2 separate regions of the Homo sapiens genome follow, and region 2 is linked to region 1. Evidence: chromatin loops called from intact Hi-C (ENCODE). Cell type or tissue: transverse colon. All regions are shown on one strand. Each heading gives the region's core, and the rest is flanking DNA. Links, peaks and the distances in the headings are about the cores only.

Region 1 (10,627 bases), core at 1,338-9,337:
CTTCATTCCTTTTTATGTCCAAATAATATTCCATTGTATGGCTATCCACATTTTGTTTATCTTTTATCAGTTGATGAACGTGTGGATGATGTCTGCCTTTTGACTATTATGAATAATGCTGCCGTGAACATTTGTGCACAGGTTTTTTCAAACACTTGTTTTCCATTTTCTTAGGTGTACACCTAGGAGTGGAGTTGCTGGGTCTCTGTTTGGCTTTTTAAGGAGCCACCAAACTCTTTTCTGCAGTGGCTGCACCATTTTATCTTATCACCAGCAGTGTAAGAGTGTTCTGATTTCCCCATGTCCTCACCAATATGTGTGATTATCTGAATGTTCATTCTAGCCATCCTAATAGGGATGAGGTAGCATCCCAATGTGATTTTTTGGGTTCCGTGTAGATTAGACTGAACTTCTTGCCCATGCTGACATTAAACTCACATGCAAAGAGATGGACACACACACATCTCACATGGGGAAACAAGCTCAGGGGGGCGAACCAGGGTAGTCCCTTGGGAACGTCCAGCTCTGAAAGAGGAGAGAGGCACACAGGAAGAATAGGAGTGCTTGGCATCTGAAAGCACAGGGCGAGAATAAAGCCAAGCACCGACCATCCTAAGGAATGACCCGACCCTTGACCTTCCACTTCAGCAGTGCGAAGATATTCTCCATTTTGTTTTTGAAGTGGCCATGGATTTAGTCCACCCCATGTTCCACCCCCGCCCATCACCACCTGTTCTGAGGGCTGGGGTGAGGAAGGAAGGAGCAGGATGGGTCCTTTGAGCCCAATTAACACACACATTTTGCTTCCAAAGCTTATTGTGCACCTTATGCCAAGATTTGAGTAGGACTCAACTTAACCAGTATATGTAAAAGTCTTCTTAGAACTTGGAGAAAACAGATGATGCATAATGCTGTGTCGCAGATTATTAAATAATACTAACAGGCAGATCAGGGGCAGGCTTCAGGAAGGGGTAAGCACAGCCTAGAAATTCAGAGGCAGGAAGGATCACTGTGGGCTGGCAGGGCCATTTTGATATTTCTGTGGCAGGAGGGACTGGTTTCTGAGATGACCTTTCTGGCAGGGCTGTAGTCACCTGCCAACCTAAGAATGAAAGTTTAGGAGAGGATGAGAGCAGAGATAGTGTCCAAAATAGATTTGACGTCTTTGCCAAGGACTGTGCTTTACATTTATTCTCTATGTAACTTTTAGAGCAGGCCTGTGTGCCAGACATGAAGTGCCAATTTGCAGTCGAAGAAGCTGAGGCTCAGAGAGGGTATCAGGTAGGGTTCAACCAGAGAAGCAGAGCCAATAGAAGAGATGAGAAATAGATAGACAGACAGACATATAGATGATAGATAGATAGATGATAGATAGATAGTTAGATAACAGATGATAGAAGATTGATAGATGATAGATAATAGATGATTGATAGATGATAGATGATAGATGACTGATAGACAACAGATAGATGATAGATGATTGATAGATGATATATAATAGATCATTGATAGATGATAGACTGATAGATGATAGATGATTGATAGACGATAGATAGACAGATAGATAGATAGATGAAAGATAGGTGATAGATAATAGAGGGATAGATAGATAGATAGATAGATAGATAGATAGATAGATAGATGATAGATAAATAGATAGATTAATTACCAAAAACACTGGCTTATGCAAGTCTGGGGTTGTCCTCAGGACAGACAGTCAGGAAGGGGAGATCATGAGCAGGCTGGAGCCCCATAGGCATGAGCTGAAGCCTCTTATTCATATACCATCTCTAAACATAGGAAAGCCTATACCTTATTTTAAAGGTCTTCAAACTGATTAGGTCAGGCTCACCTATAATAACCTCGTTTTTGATCAGCTTGAAGGGGATTGATCTGGGACTTTCATCACATCTGTAAAATACCTTCACAGCAGTACCCACATTAGTGCTTGAGGGAATACCTGGGAGAAGGTGCATGCATGCTACAAAATGGCCACTGCTTCCCTTCTATCCTCCAATTCTCCAAAAAGAAAATCTCTTGTAGCCCACCCTAACCAGAAACATACTCAAAAGAGAATGCTGGGGTCTGTAGCTGAGCCTAGCCCAGGCAACACATCAGAAGCTGTCACCATCACAGATCACAGACAGGTTAAGGAACTCTGTTGGTCAGGATTCCATTACAGGGAACAGATTTCACTCTCCCTAGTTTAAGCAAAAATATTTATTACAAGGTAATGAATGGTTTACAGAATTATTGAGAAGGCTGGAGGGAAAACTGTGGGATGAGCTTTCAGAAGCAATGCCAATACCACAGAGGCAGACCACCAAGAGGGTTTCTGCCTCTTTTAAGATCAAGAAGCCACCAGTCAAACTGGAAAGTCCTTGACAACTCCTGAACCAAGCCACCAAAACCATGCTTCCCAGGAGAAATACCAGTAACAACACAAAAATGGCCTCGTACTCATTTCTGCGTTCTGCTTTCTCTGACCACACCAAATGTGTAGGACCTAAACACTAGGTCCTAACCCCTAGCTGCAAGGGAGTCTGGAAAATGTTTTCAGTTTCTCATCTCTGAGATACAAGATGAATGGACATAGAGTACCAATCCACGGCAGTAATATACTCAAGATCCTTCTGCCATGAAGGAGCAAAGTCAGGATTCAAACCCAGGTCGTGCTCTTGACCCCCAGAGTGCACTTCATCCCACGATCTGGAATGGCCTTTCTTCCCTTGCCACATTGGGGGCTTGTCTCAGTCTGTTTGCACTGCTATAACAAAATACCACAAACTGGGTAGCTTCTAAACAAAGACATTCATTTCTCACGGTTCTGGAGGCTCAGAAGTCCAAGATCAAGGTGCCGGCAGGTTCAGTGTCTGGTGAGGGCCTGCTTCCTGACTCATAGATGGCCCCCTCTCAATGCACCTTTGTAAGGTGGATGGGGCAAGGCAGCTCTTCAGGGCCTCTTTTATGAGGGCACTAATCTCATTCATGAGGCCCTCCCAAAGGTCTTACCTCCCAATACCATCACACTGGTGATTAGGCTTAACATGTGATCTGGGGGGACACAACTCACATCATAGCAGGCCTCTTTCTTGCAAGTATTTCTGGTCTCTTCTAAGTATACATTTACTGGCTATATCCACAGTTTCCATTCTTGTCATCAGCTGCAGAATATTCTGAAACAGTCCATACGGGAGGAAATGAAAATGATCAGTTTTTGTCTCCAGCCCATCTGCATCACCTCAGGATTGGGAAGGCTGCAGTGTGTACAATCCACTTTTCTTCCCGAGCCAGCCATGTTAAAATGCTTCTGTTTATGGATGTCTACAAAGCAGTGACTGGGCAATTCAGTCCAGTGGTCTCAGGAACCCCTGGAAACGTAGGAGGCACTTGGAAAAAAACAAAACAAAATCTATGGCCATGATAATAGAAAGTACCTGTAGTGAAAACCCTGCCTTCCTCGGGTCTTTTCTTTGTGTCCTAGTCTATCAGCCCCACACCCCAAAATTCCTAAATAAGCCCCAGTGAACAAACTTGGGCAGCTTCTGGGCAGGCACATGAGTGCCGCAGCACGGCGTTCTCGAAGGAGCTGCGACAGCCATGGAGGGCCAGTTCCTGAATGAAGAAAGACCTGCATGAGTCAGTGATGCTCCTTCACACCGGGAGGAACCTGGAAATAAACAGTTTAAAGGCTCTCAAGGGAACCAAATTCACATTCCGGGCAAATGTCCCTGTATTAGTCAGTTCTCGCACTGCTATAAAGAACTATGTGAGACCGGGTAATTTAGGAAGAAAGAAAAACTTCTTTCTTCATAAAGAAAAACTTGACTCACTGTTCCACAGACTGAACAGGAGGCATGGCTGGGGAGGCCTCAGGAAACTTACGATCATGGTGGAAGGGGAGGCACATCTTCACATGGCTGGAGAAGGAGAAAGAAAGCAAAGGGGAAAGTGCCACACACTTTTAAAAACTAGATCTCATGAGAACCCACTACCATGAAAACGGCAAGGGAGAAATCTGTCCCCATGATCCAATCACCTCCCACCAGGCCCTTCCTCCAACATGGGGGATTACAGTTCAACATGAGATTTGGGCAGGGACACAGATCCAAACCATATCCATCCCTAATAGCAAAGTTTCAGGTACATGGTGCAGAACTCCAAAATTTATAAATCCAAACAAATGGATTTTTCCGACACAATTGTACAACTTCTTTGCAGGGAAGCATTCACACAGTAAACCTTTCTTTTAAGGAAATAACCTTTCCTCAGGTGGTTCATTATGTAAACACTGCACATTTGTATTCAACTGTATACACCTAAGGGTGGCATAGCAAAACCTGTGTACATATTTATTTGTGACAATTTATCTGGAAGATTAGAAAAATCCTTGTGGGTCTGCAGAGACCATATATTTACTGACACTGAAAAATGTTCATGACCTACTATCAATGAAAACGTTAATTACCCAAAAATGTAGGCACATTATAATCCTGTTTCTGAAAAAAAAAAAAAATGTATCTTTATATAAGAGTAGAGGCAGGCCCGGCACGGAGGCTCATGCCCGTAATCCCAGCATTTTGGGAGGCCTAGACAGGTGGATCACTTGAGGTCAGGACTTTGAGACCAGCCTGGACAACATGGTGAAACCCCGTCTCTACTAAAAATACAAAAATTAGTTGGGTGTGGTGGCACACACCTGCAGTCCCAGCTACTTGGGAGGCTGAGGTGGGAGAATTGCCTGAACCTAGGAGGCAGAGCTTGTAGTAAGCCGAGATGGTGAAACTGTACTCCAGCCTAGGTGACACAGCAAGACTGTATAAAAAAAAAAAACAGAAAATGTACATTTTTATTATATTATTATAGTATTCATACAGATGAAATTTAATATTGATTATTGATATCAACTTTATATTATTGAATAATTATAATTATTACTTAATATGTCATATATTATTCATTACATTATTTCCTTATATGATTTTAAAAAATTGTTTTAAATTACTTTTAAAATTTGTTGTGGGTACATAGTAGGTGTATATATTTATGGGGTATATTTGGTGTTTTGATACCAGCATGCAATGTGAAATAAGTACACCATGAAGAATGGGCTATCCATCCCCTGAACATTTATACTTTGAGTTGCAAACCAATTAACACTCTTTAAGTATTTTTAAATGTACAATTAAGTTATTATTAACTATAGTCACCCTATTGTGCTGTCAAATAGTAGGTCTTACTCATTCTTTCTTACGTTTTGTACTAACCATCCACACCTCCCCTCAGCCCCGCACTCCCCTTCCCAGCCTCTGGTAACCATCCTTCTACTCTCTATGTCCATGAGTTCAACAGATTTGATTTCTGGATCCCACTAATAAATGAGAACATGCGATGTTTGTCTTTCTGTGCCTGGCCTTTTTCACTTAACATAATGACCTCCAGTTCTGATATGACTGTTTTGTGGGATTTATACTTTGCATGTATTTTTTGTTTGTTTGTTTTTTGAGAGGGAATTTCACTGTCACCCAGGCTGGAGTGCAATGGTGCAATCTGGGCTCACTGTAACCTCCGCCTCCCAGGTTCAAGCCATTCTCCTGCCTCAGCCTCCCTGGTAGTTCGGATTACAGGCGTGCGCCACCATGCCTGGCTAATTTTTGTATTTTTAGTAGAGACGGGGTTTCACCATGTTGGCCAGGCTGGTCTCGAACTCCTGACCTCAAGTGATCCGCCCGCCTCGGCCTCCGAAAGTGCTGGGATTACAGGCTGAGCCACTGCGCATGTGTATCACAGAGCCGTGTATCAGTATTTTTAAGTTAGTCCGTCAAAAACAACCTTGATTTGCACGAGACACATGTTAAAGAGATTTTGTGATTGTCCTTTCTCCCTTGCTTTCCTCGTCTGGCTCCTGGCTGCCCCTTGGGCCGGCGCCTCTCGCTCGCTCTATTCCTTCTCCCCGCGGCTGCCTCGTGCCGGCCGCACCTTCTCGCCGCGGACCGGAGCCGGGGCAGGAGCCGGGGCAGGAACCCGGGCAGAAGCCGGGGCAGGAACCAGGACAGGAAGCGGGGCAGGAACCAGGACAGGAAGCAGGGCAGGAGCCCCGCAGGAGCCAGGTGTCTGAGCCCCGCCCCGCCGCGGGGGAGAGGCCTCCGGGAGCCGGGGCCGCCCAGAGCCGCAGCCGCCGCGCAGGCAGGGCCGGGCCGGGCCGGGTGCGCGGGCACAAAGGGGCCGCTGCACATGGCAGGCAGGCGAGCAGATGCCAGCAGACAGCTTTTGTGAGTCCCTTCATGTTAATTAACTTTTGTGAGAACCTTCATGTTAATTAACTTTGCTTGAGCTTTCCCTAGACTTGAAAGCTCTGGAGTGGTTTGTTTTTGTAAAATGCTTTGACTCCAGGGAAAGCCGCTTCAAGGGGGAAAAAAGGAGAAACAAAAAGAAAGAAAGGGAAAATTTTTAAGTGGGGCTTTGCTTACCAGCAAATTTCTTCCCCTTGGCTCCGTCTCCCCCTCCCCCACAAGCAGGGACTCAACCATCAGAGAGAATTTTAATGGCCTTTTTCTTACCCTAAAACATAAACCCGAAGCAGACCTCCCCGTGGCAGTGGGGGCTCGGCTGGCCGCATCGGGGACAGGGAACAGGTGTGTGCAGGCAGGGCCGCCTGTGTTTCTAAGGAAGCAAATCAAAGTGTGAAGGGCCCTGGACTAATGTACTCCCAGTTTAGAGAAATGGGGACATGGAGCTAGATTTGTGGGGGCCAGTTCTGATAAGTAACAAATGTGCTCACCCACAGAGTCTCAGGGCCCCAGGGTGAGATGCAGGGGGTGGGTCTGCTGCTTCCAAGACTTCTTCCTGGGACAGGACCGGTTGTTAAAGTTTAACCGAGGCCAAGTAAAAAGAGACAGTGCTGGAAAGTGGAAGATCTAGCCAGCCACCCAGCTGTTTATTAATATAAAGGCGGCACAGCATCAAACCACTGACTCAAACCACTGACTCACCTCTTCTTCCCCCAACATCTTATGAAAATTTTTGAACAAACGGAAAAAGTTGAAAGAATTATGCAATTAATACCCATATACCCACCACTTACTTTCTGTAATTAATATTTTGCTATATTTGCTTTTATCACGCGTATGACCACCTGTCTGTCCCCATCTTACCTGTCCACCAAGTCGTCTTATTTTTAAGAATTTCAAGTTGCTAACATCAGTATTCTTCAATCTTTAACACTTCAGCATGTAGTTATCTAACTCTAGTTAGATAACTAGAGTTCAATCTTCGTTTATCGCTCATGGATTTTTTTCTTTTTCTTTTTTTTTTTTTTTTTTTGAGAGGGAGTCTCGCTCTGTCGCCCAGGCTTGAGTGCAGTGGCGCGATCTCGACTCACTGCAAGCTCAGCCTTCCAGGTTCACGCCATTCTCCTGCCTCAGCCTCCCGAGTAGCTGGGACTACAGGCGCCTGCCACCACACCCGGCTAATTTTTGGTATTTTTTAGTAGAGACGGGGTTTCACCACGTTAGCCAGGATGGTCTCAATTTCTTGACCTCGTGATCCGCCCGCCTTGGCCTCCCAAAGTGCTGGGATTACAGGCGTGAGCCACCGCGCGCGGCGGCTCATGGATTTTTTAAGGTAAAACGTACATACAGTAGAATGCACAAATAAGAGGAAATTTGATGAGTTTTCACAATGCATACAGTTTGCTTTTTCTTTTTACTTTTAATTTTTTTTTTTTTTTTTTTTTTTTTTTTTTTTTGAGATGGAGTCTCGCTCTGTCGCCCAGACTGGAGTGCAGTAGCACAATCTCGGCACACTGCAAGCTCCGCCTCCCAGGTTCACCCCATTCTCCTGCCTCAGCCTCCTGAGTAGCTGGGACTACAAACTCCCGCCACCACGCCCGGCTAATTTTTTGTATTTTTAGTAGAGATGGGGTTTCACCGTGTTAGCCAGGATGGTCTCCATCTCCTGACCTCGTGATCCGCCAGCCTCGGCCTCCCAAAGTGCTGGGATTACAGGCGTGAGCCACCGCGCCCGGCCACTTTACTTTTAATTTGAAGTAATTTCGCACTTGCCAAAAAGTTGCAAGCACAATCCACAGATCTCTTATTTGCTCTTTACCCAGATTCCCACTTTTTTAACAAGTTGCAAGTAAGTTGCATACATCATATACCTTTATTTCTTAATAATTCCATATTTTCTAAGGACAAGGCTATTCTCTGATTTAGAAAATTTGATTTTGATATAACACTTTTATTTAAACTACTGTCCATATTCCAATTTTGACAACTGCCCCAGTAATTTTCTTTATAACATTTTCCTCCAATACAAGTTCCAGTCCTTTGCGAACTATGGTTTCAGCTTTACTAAATCTCTTTCATCTTGTTTAATGCTTTTTGGCTTAAATGCTACTTTGTCTTAAACTGTCATAACAATCCCTGAATTCTTATTGTTTCTATTAACCTGGTAAATTTTTGTTTTTATTCCTTATTTTTTACTCGTTTTGAATCACTGTGTTTTAGATGTGTCTTTTGATCACAGCATAGACTTCGGTTTTGCTGTATGAGGCAACTGTTCTGTTTTGTTTTGTTTTGTTGAAACACAGTCTTGCTCTGTTGCCCAGGCTGAAGTGCAGTGGCATGATCTCAGCTCACTGCAATTTTTGCCTCCCAGGTTCAAGCGATTCTTGGGCCTCAGCCTCCTGAGTAGCTGGGATTACAGGTGTGTGCCACCACGCCCAGCTAATTTTTGTATTTTTAGTAGAGGCAGGGTTTCGATGTATTGACCAGGCTGGTCTCGAACTCCTGACTTCAAGAGATCCACCTACCTTGGCCTCCCAAAGTGTTGGGATTATAGGCATGAGCCACCGTCCCTGGCCCTATATGAACCAATTTGAAAATCTTATCATAAATAGGTCAATTAAGTCTACGCACATTTAATGTGACATGTTTAATCTCGACTCTGTCATATTACTTCATGTTATAGTTTGGTGTATATTTTATACTATTTATTGTGCTTCTTTCTCTATTTAGTATGTCATTCATATTAATTTTTTTTGAGACAGAGTCTCGCTCTGTTGCCCAGGCTGGAGTGCATTGGTGCCATCTCGGCTCACTGCAACCTCTGCCTCCTGGGTTCAAGTGATTCTCCTGCCTCAGCCTCCCAAGTAGCTGGGACAACAGGCACACACCACCACACCTGGCTAATTTTTCTTGTATTTTTAGTAGAGACGGGGTTTCAGTATGTTGGTCAGGCTGGTCTCGACCTCCTGACCTCAGGTGATCTACCTGCCTTGGCCTCCCAAAGTGCTGGGATTACAGGCGTTAGCCAACACGCCCAGCCATTCATGTTAATTTTTAAGGTTTCTTTTGGTATTTAAGAATATTTTTGTTCTAGTTATTACCTTTGTTTTCATATATTTTATGTTATGGTTTCCCTAACTCCTTTTCTTTCTTTACTTAATCTTTTATGATCTAACCTGTCAGTAGTGTCTTCTGATTCCCACATATTACAACTGGCAGTGATCTTATTCAGCCTTCCCCCTCCTCCTGTTCCTATCTCCTCTCACTTTTACTGGTATTCTTCCTCTCTGCCAGAATGTATCACCATTATATGTTTTCCACCCATGTTCTCTCCCTTGTTTTACTCCTGGCTCTGCAATTAAACATATTAAGTACTGGTTATTTTGCTGAAGTTTCCTCTATGATCACTTAAGGTTGGATGAAGTCTACTCTCCAGTGTATTCTTCAGGAAGAGCATTAGCACACTGTTCCATGGATAGCTTGGATGGATATTAAATCTGTGACTGGCACTTTCTTTCCTTGAGTCCATGAAAATGCTGCTTCACTCCTGCCTGACCTTTTCTGTGGCTGTGAGAAGCCTGATACCCTGCCTGATTTTCTTTCCTGTAAGTAACTGGATCTTTTTGCCTGGAGGCTCTGATGATTTCTTTCCTTTGTCTTTAAAGTCTAATCATTTTACCAGGATATGTCTTAGAGTTAATTGTCTGTTGTCAATTTTCTCATTTACACAGTAAGTTTGCTCTATATGTAGAATGAATTTTTTTTCATTTCCAGAAAGTTATCTTAGAATATAAACTTAAATATTAGCTCTGTTCCAATATTTTGCTTTCCTCTTTAGAGAGCACAATTATTCATATGTTGGACCTTCTCTGTCTGCCTTCCATTTCAACCACTTTCTCTCTGACTCTAACTTCTTTACCTCATTTTAAATCTCTTGGTCATTTGCCTACTTTTCTTCAGTATCCCTTATTAAATTTTTGTTGAATTCTGTTTTCCATTGGGACTTATAATTTGTTCTTCATTTCTGAAATAATTCTTTTTCTTTCGATATGTTTTTTGAGATTAGTCAATTTGTGTGGTATTTCTTCCTGTTTTATGTCCATTTCTATTCTTGGTTTTCTAAAAATTATGATTCTAACATTTTAAAAAAATCCATCTTCATGTATTTGGTTTAGGATATTTAACTGAGTTTGGAGAGTTGTGTAAAGTTTTATTCTACTTTCTGAATTTTTTTTTTCTTTTGAGGCAGGGTCTCACTCTGTCACCCAGGCTGGAGTGCAGTGGCACAAACATGGCTCACTGCAGCCTCAACCTCCCAGACTCACACAGTTCTCCTA
Region 2 (10,627 bases), core at 1,591-9,590, 62 kb after region 1:
TAATAGTACAACCTTCTATCCCTAGAGAATGAAATAATCTTTAGATAGGCTTGTTAGACAACGCTTTAGTATGGCCTTAAAAAGACAGTCATTCTCTTGGCTTTATTTCTAAGTTTTGGATAATTTTTCCTAACACCAGAGCAATCTATTTAAGACAGTTTTGTTTTTTAAAGTGGACTTAAGCATGACAGTACTTGCATATCAGTGAATACTGCTAATTGTAGTCAGTTTTAATATTGTCATTAAGAGAGGGCTGGGCGTGGTGGCTCACGGCTGTAATCCCAGCACTTTGGGAGGCCGAGGCGGGCGGAGCACGAGGTCAAGAGATTGAAACCACCCTGGCCAACATGGTGAAACCTCGTCTTTACTAAAAATACAAAAATTAGCTGAGTGTGGTGGCACGTGCCTGTAGTCCCAGCTACTCAGGAGGCTGAGGCAGGAGAATCACTTGAACCCGGGAGGCGGAGGTTGCAGTGAGCCGATATCGCGCCACTGCACTCCAGCCTGGCGACAGAGTGAGACTCCATCTAAAAAAAAAAAAGAGAGAGAGACTTGAAGAGGTTTACAGAAGTAAAGAGCCCAGCAAGAGGAGGCCCCAGTGTCACAGAGACATCTCCAGGGCGTTATTCAGAAAGCAGCTAGCGAGGGAGACATCAGCTCTGAACCCAGCCCAAGCTGTGGGAGTCCCACTCCCTGGTGTCTCTTCTGCCCCTGAAGTGTTTTGGTTAAGAGAGAAAGACATTCCAGACACTCAGTAATCAAGTGCAACCACGCTAAGCCACGTTTAGAGCCACATTTTTGGATAACAGATTTATTAATGGGCTGGTTGAGAGAACTGGACCATGTGGTGTGTGGAGAAATTCAAAATATTTCAAATAAATACTTGGTGTACTTTCTGTCTGACTGCTGTAATGTGTTCAGTTACTCTTATGTTCCCTGTTGAAGATTAATTAAATAGAAATTGCTCACTAAAAATATAGTTCAGAATATTAAAAAGCTAATTAATATAAATTTTTCTAAAAAGGAAGGCATTTATTTCAATAGACGCTCACCTGTCCAAATCCAATTTTTTTGTTTACTGATAAAGTTGTAGGTGGAGTAATTGCCATAGAGAAGAGAATACACCCTATCTACACTTCCAAAAATGAGGATTGCCACATTTAGCAAATAAAAATATGGTATCCCCAGTTAAATGTGAATTTCAGAAAAACAATGAATAATTTTTTAGTGTAAGTATGTCCCATGCAATATTTAGGACACACTTGTGGCAGGTAGAAAAGGGGCCAACAAAGATGTCCATGGACAGATATTCCTAACACTTGGAACATATTCCCTTACATGGCAAAAAGGATTTTGCGGATGTGATTAAGTTAAGGCTTTTCAGAGGGCAGGTCGTCCTGGGTGAAGTGACTGGTCCAAATGTAACCACAGAGTCCTTAGAGGAGGGAGGCAGGAGAGCCAGAGTTAGAAATTGAAGGTGGAGGAAGGACCAACCAGCTGAAGGATGCAGTCGTCTTCTAGAAGTGTGGGAATAGGCAAAGAAACGGACTCTCCTTGAAGTCTTCGGAAGGAGCATGGCCCTCCTAGACACTGATTTGAGCCCCAGGAGACCCCGGGGCTAGCTACCTGCAGCAGTGTTAGATTAATTTGTGTTGCTTTACACCACTGTAATTTGTTACGGAACCAATAAGAAACTCAGATAATGCTTATACTGAAAAAGTTATTTGTTGTTTATCTGAAAATCACATTTACTTGGGGCATCCTGTATTTGTCCTGGCAGCCCGACCTAGAACGCCAGAGCAGGAAGCAGCCGGCAGTGGTGGGAAGCACTGAAACAGCTTCGGGAGGTCCCACTGTCTCGCCTGGGGAGTCTCTTCAGATTCAGGCCTCCAGTCCCTCCAGGGAAATCTGAGGAGCTGTCTGGCCTGGGTGATCACTGAGGCTCCCTCGCAGTCCGTGAGCCTATCTAAGAAAAAGCCTTTTGCCAATACGAATAAAACAACCAGCCTAATTAGCGAATGTTCACAGTTCAGACAATTGCCGCCTCTGGGCTGTGTGCCCCTCTCCTGCCGTCCACTACCCCCTCCGGGAGGCGGCCCACCTGCTGGTGCGTCTGCATTGGGCCCTGCCCAGGGCTGGTGTCCTGGTACTTCTCCCTGTCTCCTCACACCTCCTCCTAACTCTGGGACAGACAACGCCAGGCGGCACTGCATGAGTTTCGTATTGCAAATTACCACACAGCGGCTTAAGAACACAAACTTACTTTAAAGCTCTGAAAGAAAGTCAGAATTCCAAAAAGGATCTTGTGGACCTAAAATAAAAAGTGTCCAGAGAGCTGTGTCCCCACCTCTAGATGCCGCCTGCTCTCCTGGGCTCGCAGCCCCACACCATTCTGCCCTCTGCTTCTAAGAGCGCATCTCCCCTCAGACGCTCACCCGCCCACCTCCCTCTAGTGAGGGGCCTTGTGATTACAGTGGGCCCTCCAGGTAACCCAGGAGAATCCTCCCGTCTAATCACATCTGTAAAGTTGCCTTTGCTGTGGAAGATAACATAATCACAGGTTCCAGTGATTTAGTCATGAACATCATTGGGGGGCCATTATTCCACCTATGACACCTACCTAATGTCTATTCTTCCCTTCCTTCTAACAGAATCATTATTTTGTTCAGGGTGACAATATGCTTGGCTAAAGAATTTTTTTTTTTTTTTTTTTTTTTGAGGCGGGGTCTCGCTCTGTCGCGCAGGCTGGAGTGCAGTGGCGCGATCTCGGCTCACTGCAAGCTCCGCCTCCCAGGTTCACGCCATTCTCCTGCCTCAGCCTCCCGAGTAGCTGGGACTACAGGCACCTGCCACCACGCCCGGCTAATTTTTTGTATTTTCAGTAGAGACGGGGTTTCATCGTGTTACCCAGCACAGTCTCGATCTCCTGACCTTGTGATCCGCCCACCTCGGCCTCCCAAAGTGCTGGGATTACAGGCGTAAGCCACCGTGCCCAGCCAAGAATTTTTATTTACAAAGCTGCCTTGAAGCTTCCTGCAGTCATGTGGCTGATGAGATGTTAGTAGACGTCTGCTGGCCAATGAGAAGTAGGAGTCTGGCTTCCCAGAAGGCTGCTGTTTTCCCAATTAAAAGATGGAGACTCACTTGGCATATACCTTTTGTTCTCTCTCATGACCTCTTCATCCTCATGGAAAATGAACGTGATACCTGGAAGGGCAGCCACTATATTGTGACCTTGACAATGAAAATCACTCAAAAAAGATGACGAAGCAAAGAAAAGTGGATAAATCTGCAAGGAAAAGTGGACAGCTCCACCATCCCTGAGACACTGTGGAAAAGACTCCTTCTTCCCTGTCTGCCAAGCTTCAGATTTCTAGATTCATGAAAACGGAGAAACTTTATTTATTTATTTATTTAAGGCAGAGTCTCGCTCTGTCACCCAGGCTGGAGTGCGATGGTGTGATCTCGGCTCACTGCAACCTCTGCTTCCTGGGTCCAAGCCATTCTCCTACCTCAGTCTCCTGAGTAGCTGGGATTACAGGCGCCCGCCATCACTCCCAGCTAATTTTTGTATTTTTAGTAGAGACAGGATTTCAGCATGTTGGCCAGGCTAGTCTCAAACTCCTGACCTCCAGTGATCCACCTGCCTCGGCCTCCTAAAGTACTGGGAGTACAGGCGCATGCCACCACACCTGGCTAATTCTTGTATTTTTGTAGACAGGGCTTAGCCATGTTGGTCAGGCTGGTCACAAACTCTTGACTTCATGTGATCCTCCTGCCTTGGCCTCCCAAAGTGCTGGGATTACAGGCATAAACCACTGCACCTGGCCTGGGAGGAACTTTTAATTGTGGGAGGCTGGTAGTCAGTTAAATGCAGCGGAAACCAGTTATAACAGATGCAAGCTCTGTCTAAATCCTCACTACTTAAAGCGTGCTCCTGTGGGAGCAGCAGGGACAGCCCCTGGGAATGTGTTGGAAATGCAGAATCCAGGGCCCCCCACAGACCTGAACCAGAATCTGCATTTTAACAAGATCCCCAGGGAATTGCTCTGTATGCCCTTCGGAGTCACCACAGCTCTGGAGCCCACAGAAGCTGAGAGGGAAAGTGCCCTGGATTCCTTCACCCTGTGCTTGAAGACACGGCCTGTCTGGCAACAATAGTAAGTACTCTTGGAATTTACTGGAACGAACGTCAAACCGTGGGAGGTGGGTGCAAAATTGTATATACAGTCGTCAAGTCTGCTTCTCACCCCACCACCACCAATTACCCTGATTTAGTTCTTTTCTTTTCTCCCTAAAATTGTATATTTCATGATTAGTCAGCCTAAGACTCCTACATCCATTTCATTCAATCAAGACCAACATTGATAAGAAGTTGAAGACCGGGTGAAATCAGGAAAAAGTGGAAAATTACCTCCTTTTAAAAGTTTCTTAAAACTTTTAAAAACTTTTGGTGGTTTGTAAATAGACCTGAAATTTCTTTGATGCTATCAGCCACCCAGATGAATGAAGTGCAGTATATAAAGCCCCCGACTTACGATTCAACTTGGGATTTCTTTTGACTTTAAAATTTTTTGACTTTATGACTTTAACCCCATCGTAAGTTAAGGAACATCTGTAAATATATAAATCCACAGAGAGGAAGAAAGATCCAGAGAGCCTTTCAACACACTGCATTTCTCATTTCCATTAAATCCCTCAAGTTATACATTTAATATGGACTGTAAATTGTGTACTCATTTTTCTTCAATGATTTCTATTCAGAATATTACAAAGAAAGAGTTAGATTAAAGCCCAGCTACTGTTTCCTGGGGACTGGAGGGGACGTCAGGGAAGTGAGTAGATCATCCAGCTGACTTTGCCCTCTTGTTCTGGGAGGGTTTTTAAATTTATTTTTTAAATAGGTAAATCCAAAAGGTATATAAGCATATATATAGACAGTGAAAAGTCTCCTTTTCCTTCAGTCCCTCCCTCCAACTGCCAAATTTCCCTCTCTCAAAGCAACTCTGTTACCGGTTTCTTGAGAATCCTACCACGTGAGCACGCTGCATGCTGGAAGAGGCTAAAACATGTGGCTGAAAAACAAGAGGGGAGTGTGTAGACGGCTTGGAATTGTTCTTGAGGGCATGCATTAAAATTAATCTTTGTCATCATCCAATTGCTTTCTGTTAAGATCTTCTGCTGGCATTTAATTTTTCCAATCATAGATAAAATATCTGTCAAGTAAAGAGCCAGAGTTGCCACCTACTTGTTCCAGAGGATTAAGGAGATAACGTTTATAAAACACTTGGAGCATCTCAGAGGAAGGCTCTGAATAAACAGAAACACTTGTTAAAGCTGCAGCCCTCTTCTACATAATTTACATTTTATCACTCTGTCCTCACCCCCAGCCCACTACATACTTGCCCCCACCTCCTTGCAGCACGGTTTAAGGGTGAGAGGTTAATAAGAAAGGGTGATTGATGTAAGGCAAGACTAAGTAGACTGCTTTGAGGATTTTTGCTTTGTTTCCTAAAGCTTCCCAACTCGTCTGCTCTTTAAAGAACCTGGAGTTTTTTTCAAAAAGAGAGACACCTAATTGCATAAGTCAACTTTGTAGTTGTGTGGCTTTATTTAATAATTCAAATAATTTAAGAATATTTTCTTTTTTTAAAAAATGGATAATTTACATCCTTTCTTGTTTCACTTATTAATATGTTATGAGCATTACTGTTGTGAACAGCTGTGTTGATATAGCATGATTATTTGAAAAATAAGAAGTGTTTCTGTAATTAAAGATACCCATAAGGAGACTTGGTTCACATTTATGCAGTAAATTGATATATGCACGTTCAGGGCCTACTATGTGCTAAAACAAAAATGGACACCACAGAGATACCTAAGATGTTTTCCCTGCCCAATACAAAGCCCTCGGTGACAAGTGTGAAATTGGAGGATTCAGAGGGCATTTTCTTGCACCTGACAAATAAGGTTGTTTGCTTAAATTGCTGCACTTTAGGAAGACTTTGTTTTGTCCTAGATCACTTTGAGTACCCCAGTGGTCTTATAGACAAATGAATAGACTTTTCTAAGAGATAAAAGCCCCCACATAAAGATTCTAGGAAAAAATATGAAACCATCTCTGGGAAGGGATATAAAAATCATAAGTTACTAAAGTAGATAGAAATAATAGACTATCTACTATCTACTACTAAATATAATAGAATATTTAAAAGTATTTCCCTTTTAAATATAAAATCTTTAATTGTAAAACTGTTGGGCAAAGAGCTGAATGATGGTTTAAGCCATATGAAAGGCAAGTCTGCAGATCAGCTAATTATTGGCCAAAACGATAATTGCCCTGTACCTTCCAAATTAAAGGACACAGCCCATAAAGATAGTAGTAAGAGTTTATGTTTCCTTCTCCTTAATCTTGTACAAGAGTTAACCTCCTAGACCCAAGACATTTCCAGCAATTAGTGATGGGTTGAAGTTAACAGTGCTGACAAAGCCTTGGTCACTGATCCCTTCGGCTTGTCATTAACCTCTAAAACTGCTAAATATGATGCAAAAAAAGTATTTCACCAATATTATTTAAAAGACTGTATCATATTTCATACATAAATTTCCAATGTAGAAAAATCTCTTACAATGTATATATGTGTGCAAGGTAGTTTAAAGGTTTTTTTAGTTTTTTATTTCCAGAATTTTCTTCCAGTATAAAAGAGTAATTTGAGGTAAATATTCTATGTATATAGGGAAGGAAAACTATTACTAAGATCAGGCATTCCAAAATGTTTTTCAAAGAAAAGGGTTATAAAATTCACTTTAAAAAACGGGAATCTTTGTTTTTGCCTATTAGCACTTTGAATGAATTTATTGAAAGTTTTAAGCAGAGTGAAAAATTGGATCATAGGTTAGTGTCCTCTTGAAAATGGTGGTGTATGTTTCTCATACTCTTAAAAGAACAAAAGGTAAAATATCATTGAAAGAACACAAACATAGCCCCATTTATTATTATAACTACAAATCATATTTTCGTAGTAACTTGTTCTGATTTAAGAATTTTCATAAGAAAAGATATGAAGTCTCAATGGATTGTAATGTTACTGACTCTATTCAACATGTAATAAGCTTTACTCTGATTTTATATCCTGAGTCCATAAAGCTTATTAAATGACACTTCAAAATTTCTTTCAATGGTGGAAGCTTTGGTTAAGTGAAAAAGCCTGTTGGGGTTTTCCCCCTGTAGTTTTCTAATTAGGGCTTCCTTATTACATCACAAACATTAATCACCACATTATCCAGTAACAGATCAGACTTACCCTATCTTTCAGATCCTCATTAATCTACTAGTAAAGTTATGAGCTCCATTAACATGGTTACATTTAGAAAGTCTCCCTGAAGCACAGTACATCCATTACTGGGGCTGAATAACCCAACAGCTATGTGTCTTATCCAGTCCAGATACGTTTTTGAAATGTCAACTTTGACAGAGAAACTTTCTGTGCACCCCCCACATAGGAATCCTACAGAATATTTGCTTTATTTACTGCTTGGGGTACTATTTTAGCAGAAGATAAATTCTCCGAGCAGGATCAAGTTTGCATTTTGCAGAGACGGAGCCATCTGTTGTTGTCCAGAGCTTGGCTGTGTTCCATTTGGAATGCAGGGCCAGCCCCGGTTAAAAAAGAATGTGAACTCTTCCTAGTGTGATCACCCCCACAAACAGAGAGAACGCTGCAAGTTCCTTGCAATCCTAAACCAGCCAGCACTTCCTGAACACCTGCCCTGAACACAAATGTTCCTTTGGTGAGTGACAGTGAAAATGACAGGGCGTCAAGTTCACCTGGCCATGTCCACATCGATGAACCAACCTGGCCAGTAGACGCAGAGCCCACTGTGGTTCTGCAAGAGCACACATCGGGGAAAGGTGCTCTGGTGCGTTCACACGGTCTTCAGATTGCTCAGAAAGGCGTATCATTTTCTAGATTTAGGGAGTGTGGGCTTTTATTTCAGAACTTTACAAAAAGAAGTGTCTAAGTCTCTCAGCTTACCTTGGAGTTGAATTTATTGCATTCATGGCTGGATTTGTCAATTACTGTTTGCTTTCCGTCCTTCCATAGGGTGCTATATAGACGTAAGCAAGCCATTTCCTTCTAGAGGATGCAAAAATGAATAAACAGTTAACAACGTATGCTACATACATATGGCATTTATCATCAGACTCATTTAAGAGAACCTAGATAAATAGAAAGACACTCTTTTTTTTATGAAGAGGGAGTCTCACTCTGTCACCCAGGCTGGAGTGCAGTGGCGCGATCTCAGCTCACTGCAACCTCTGTCTCCTGGGTTCAAGCGATTGTCCCGCCTCAGCCTCCCAAGTAGCTGGGATTACAGGCACCCACCACTATGCCCAGCTAATTTTTTGTATTTTTAGTAGAGACAGGAGTTTCGCCATGTTGGCCAGGCTGGTCTCAAACTCCTGACCTCGTGATTCACCCACCTCAGCCTCCCAAAGTAGGCATGAGCCACCGCACCCAGCCTAGAAAGATACCCTTAAGGAATTTTAAAATATTAGAAAATATTTTCCTGAGGAGAAACATGTTGAAGTCAATGAATATTTTGTTCAAAATGTCAAATGGATAAGACAAAATTCAAAGATAGACAAGGTGAAGGAAGGGAAATACCAATAAAAAAAAGAAAGTCTATTAAAACAAAACTCAGGAGACTTAAAAAAAAATTTCAAAGATTAGAAATTACGTATTTGTGAGCAGAGTAATGTGGTTATCAAATTTTTCTGCAAAACAATCTAGTTTTGGAATTTGAGGACTGTGTTTCATTCTTTTTTTTTTTTTTTTGTAAGTCGGAGTCTCGCTCTGTTGCCCAGGCTGGAGTGCAGTGGCCCAATGTCGGCTCATTGCAAGCTCTGCCTCCCGGGTTCACGCCATTCTCCTGCCTCAGCCTCCCGAGTAGCTGGGACTACAGCCACCAAGCCCGGCTAATTTTTTGTATTTTTAGTAGAGACAGAGTTTCACCGTGTTAGCCAGGATGGTCTCGATCTCCTGACCTCATGATCTGCCCGCCTCAGCCTCCCAAAGTGCTGGTATTACAGGTGTGAGCCACCACGCCTGGACTGTGTTTCATTCTTGAGGTCAAGGACATCCTATATCATTTAGTGAGCTTCATGCAAGAAATGGTAAGGGAAAATGAAATAAGCCTGGAAATAAATGAACAGTGTCCTGGTTTCAGATAGGTGCTTTTTCAGTCGTTTATGATATTCTTGTAGAGCTCATGGAAAACTGAGGCCTGAGTAATAGTACAGTTCTGTGGATTTATAGTTGATTAAACCAAGAGGTCACAGAGACAATAGATCAGTGTTACATGTCCAGGAGAGCTCTAGGGCTTTCTATGTGACTTTGCAACAGAGAAACATGCTTCTCAGATTTGTAAGGTGTGTAGAACTCAGGATTCAAAAAGATCTCTAGGCTGGGTGAGGTGGTTCATTCCTGTAATCCCAGCACTTTGGGAGGCTGAGATGAGAGGATTTATTGACACCAGGAGTTTGAGACCAGCCTGGACAATAATATGAGACCCCCATCTCTAGAAAATTTTTTAAAAAATCTGTAACGACTGTGCAGATGAATGGAAATCAACAAAATGAAATTGAATGTAAATAAAAATAGAAACCTGCATTTAGGTTCAAAAAGTCCACTATAAAGTATACAACCTGGCGTCAGAAGTTTATATGGGAAGACAGACACACATACCTCAGGTGCTTTAGTTGATTTCAAGGCAGAATGAGTCAGGAGTCTGTGAGCCAGAGAATGAACTAGCTAATGAGATCTTAGTTTGTATTAACAAAAGGATGGCATCCAGATCAAGAGAAATCATCATCCCCACAGACGCTTCCCTGGCCAGGCCACATCTGGAGTTGCAATTCCATGTGCCACCCTGGGGAGCGCAGGCTGGGCCGAAGGGTAATGGAGAACAGGCAGAGGTCAGCGACGAGGGAGGTCGAGGGGACAACTTGCAGGGATGCTGAGAGAAGCTGGCTAATGAGAATCTAAGTCTTTGAAAGCTGGGACTTTCCCTTAACAGGGGCCCAGGCTCATTTCTTCCAGGCGAAAGGTGGAATGTTAAAGGGGCTAAGAAACTTTAAAATAAAAGAAATTCACCGTTATGCCTCCTACCACTCCAACACAAGTAAAAAATAACCTGCTATAGTAATTAAGGGGTTTCTTCAACAAATAAGTGGCATGAGGAAGAAAAGGGGAACCTGGGATGGATTTTCAAAGAGGCTTTAGAGACTTAACCACATTTATTCTGTGGGCTTTGTTAATTTTTTTTTTTTTTTTTGAGACAGAGTCTTACTCTGTCACGTATGCTGGAGTGCAGTGGCGCTATCTCAGCTCACTGCAACCTCTGCCTCCCACATTCAAGCGATTCTCCTGCCTCAGCCTCCCGAGTAGCTGGAATTACAGGCGCCTGCCACCACCGCAGGCTAATTTTTTATATTTTTGGTAGAGACAGGGTTTCACCATGTTGGCCAGGCTGGTCTCGAACCCCTGACCTCAAGTGATCTGCCCGCCTCAGCCTTCCAAAGTGCTGGGATTACAGGCGTGAGCCACCATGCCCAGCCTGGCTT

The links. Peaks named below come from ENCODE experiments on the same cell type or tissue, not always from the same donor. Only the 100,000 strongest peaks of a DNase experiment are listed, where the experiment ranks them.
Region 2: a loop joins it to region 1, with 3 times the contacts of the local background. A loop is called at or near these places in 2 of 110 quality-filtered maps.

What each region holds. Positions count from the first base shown.
Region 1 is chr9:95,422,369-95,432,995 of GRCh38, reverse strand. It overlaps LOC105376156 (a long non-coding RNA gene), which reads left to right and starts at 6,166. Exons shown (of 3, transcript NR_188614.1): 1 at 6,166-6,272. RefSeq lists a silencer at 5,909-6,298. In transverse colon, for the core only: no CTCF peak of the experiment used is centred there; DNase peaks (open chromatin) are centred at 6,095 and 6,626; H3K4me3 peaks cover 1,774 bases; H3K27ac peaks cover 1,730 bases.
Region 2 is chr9:95,360,398-95,371,024 of GRCh38, reverse strand. LOC105376155 (a long non-coding RNA gene) reads left to right here and starts at 3,920. Exons shown (of 2, transcript XR_930133.3): 1 at 3,920-4,160. RefSeq lists a silencer at 3,924-4,218. In transverse colon, for the core only: no CTCF peak of the experiment used is centred there; no DNase peak of the experiment used is centred there; H3K27me3 peaks cover 509 bases.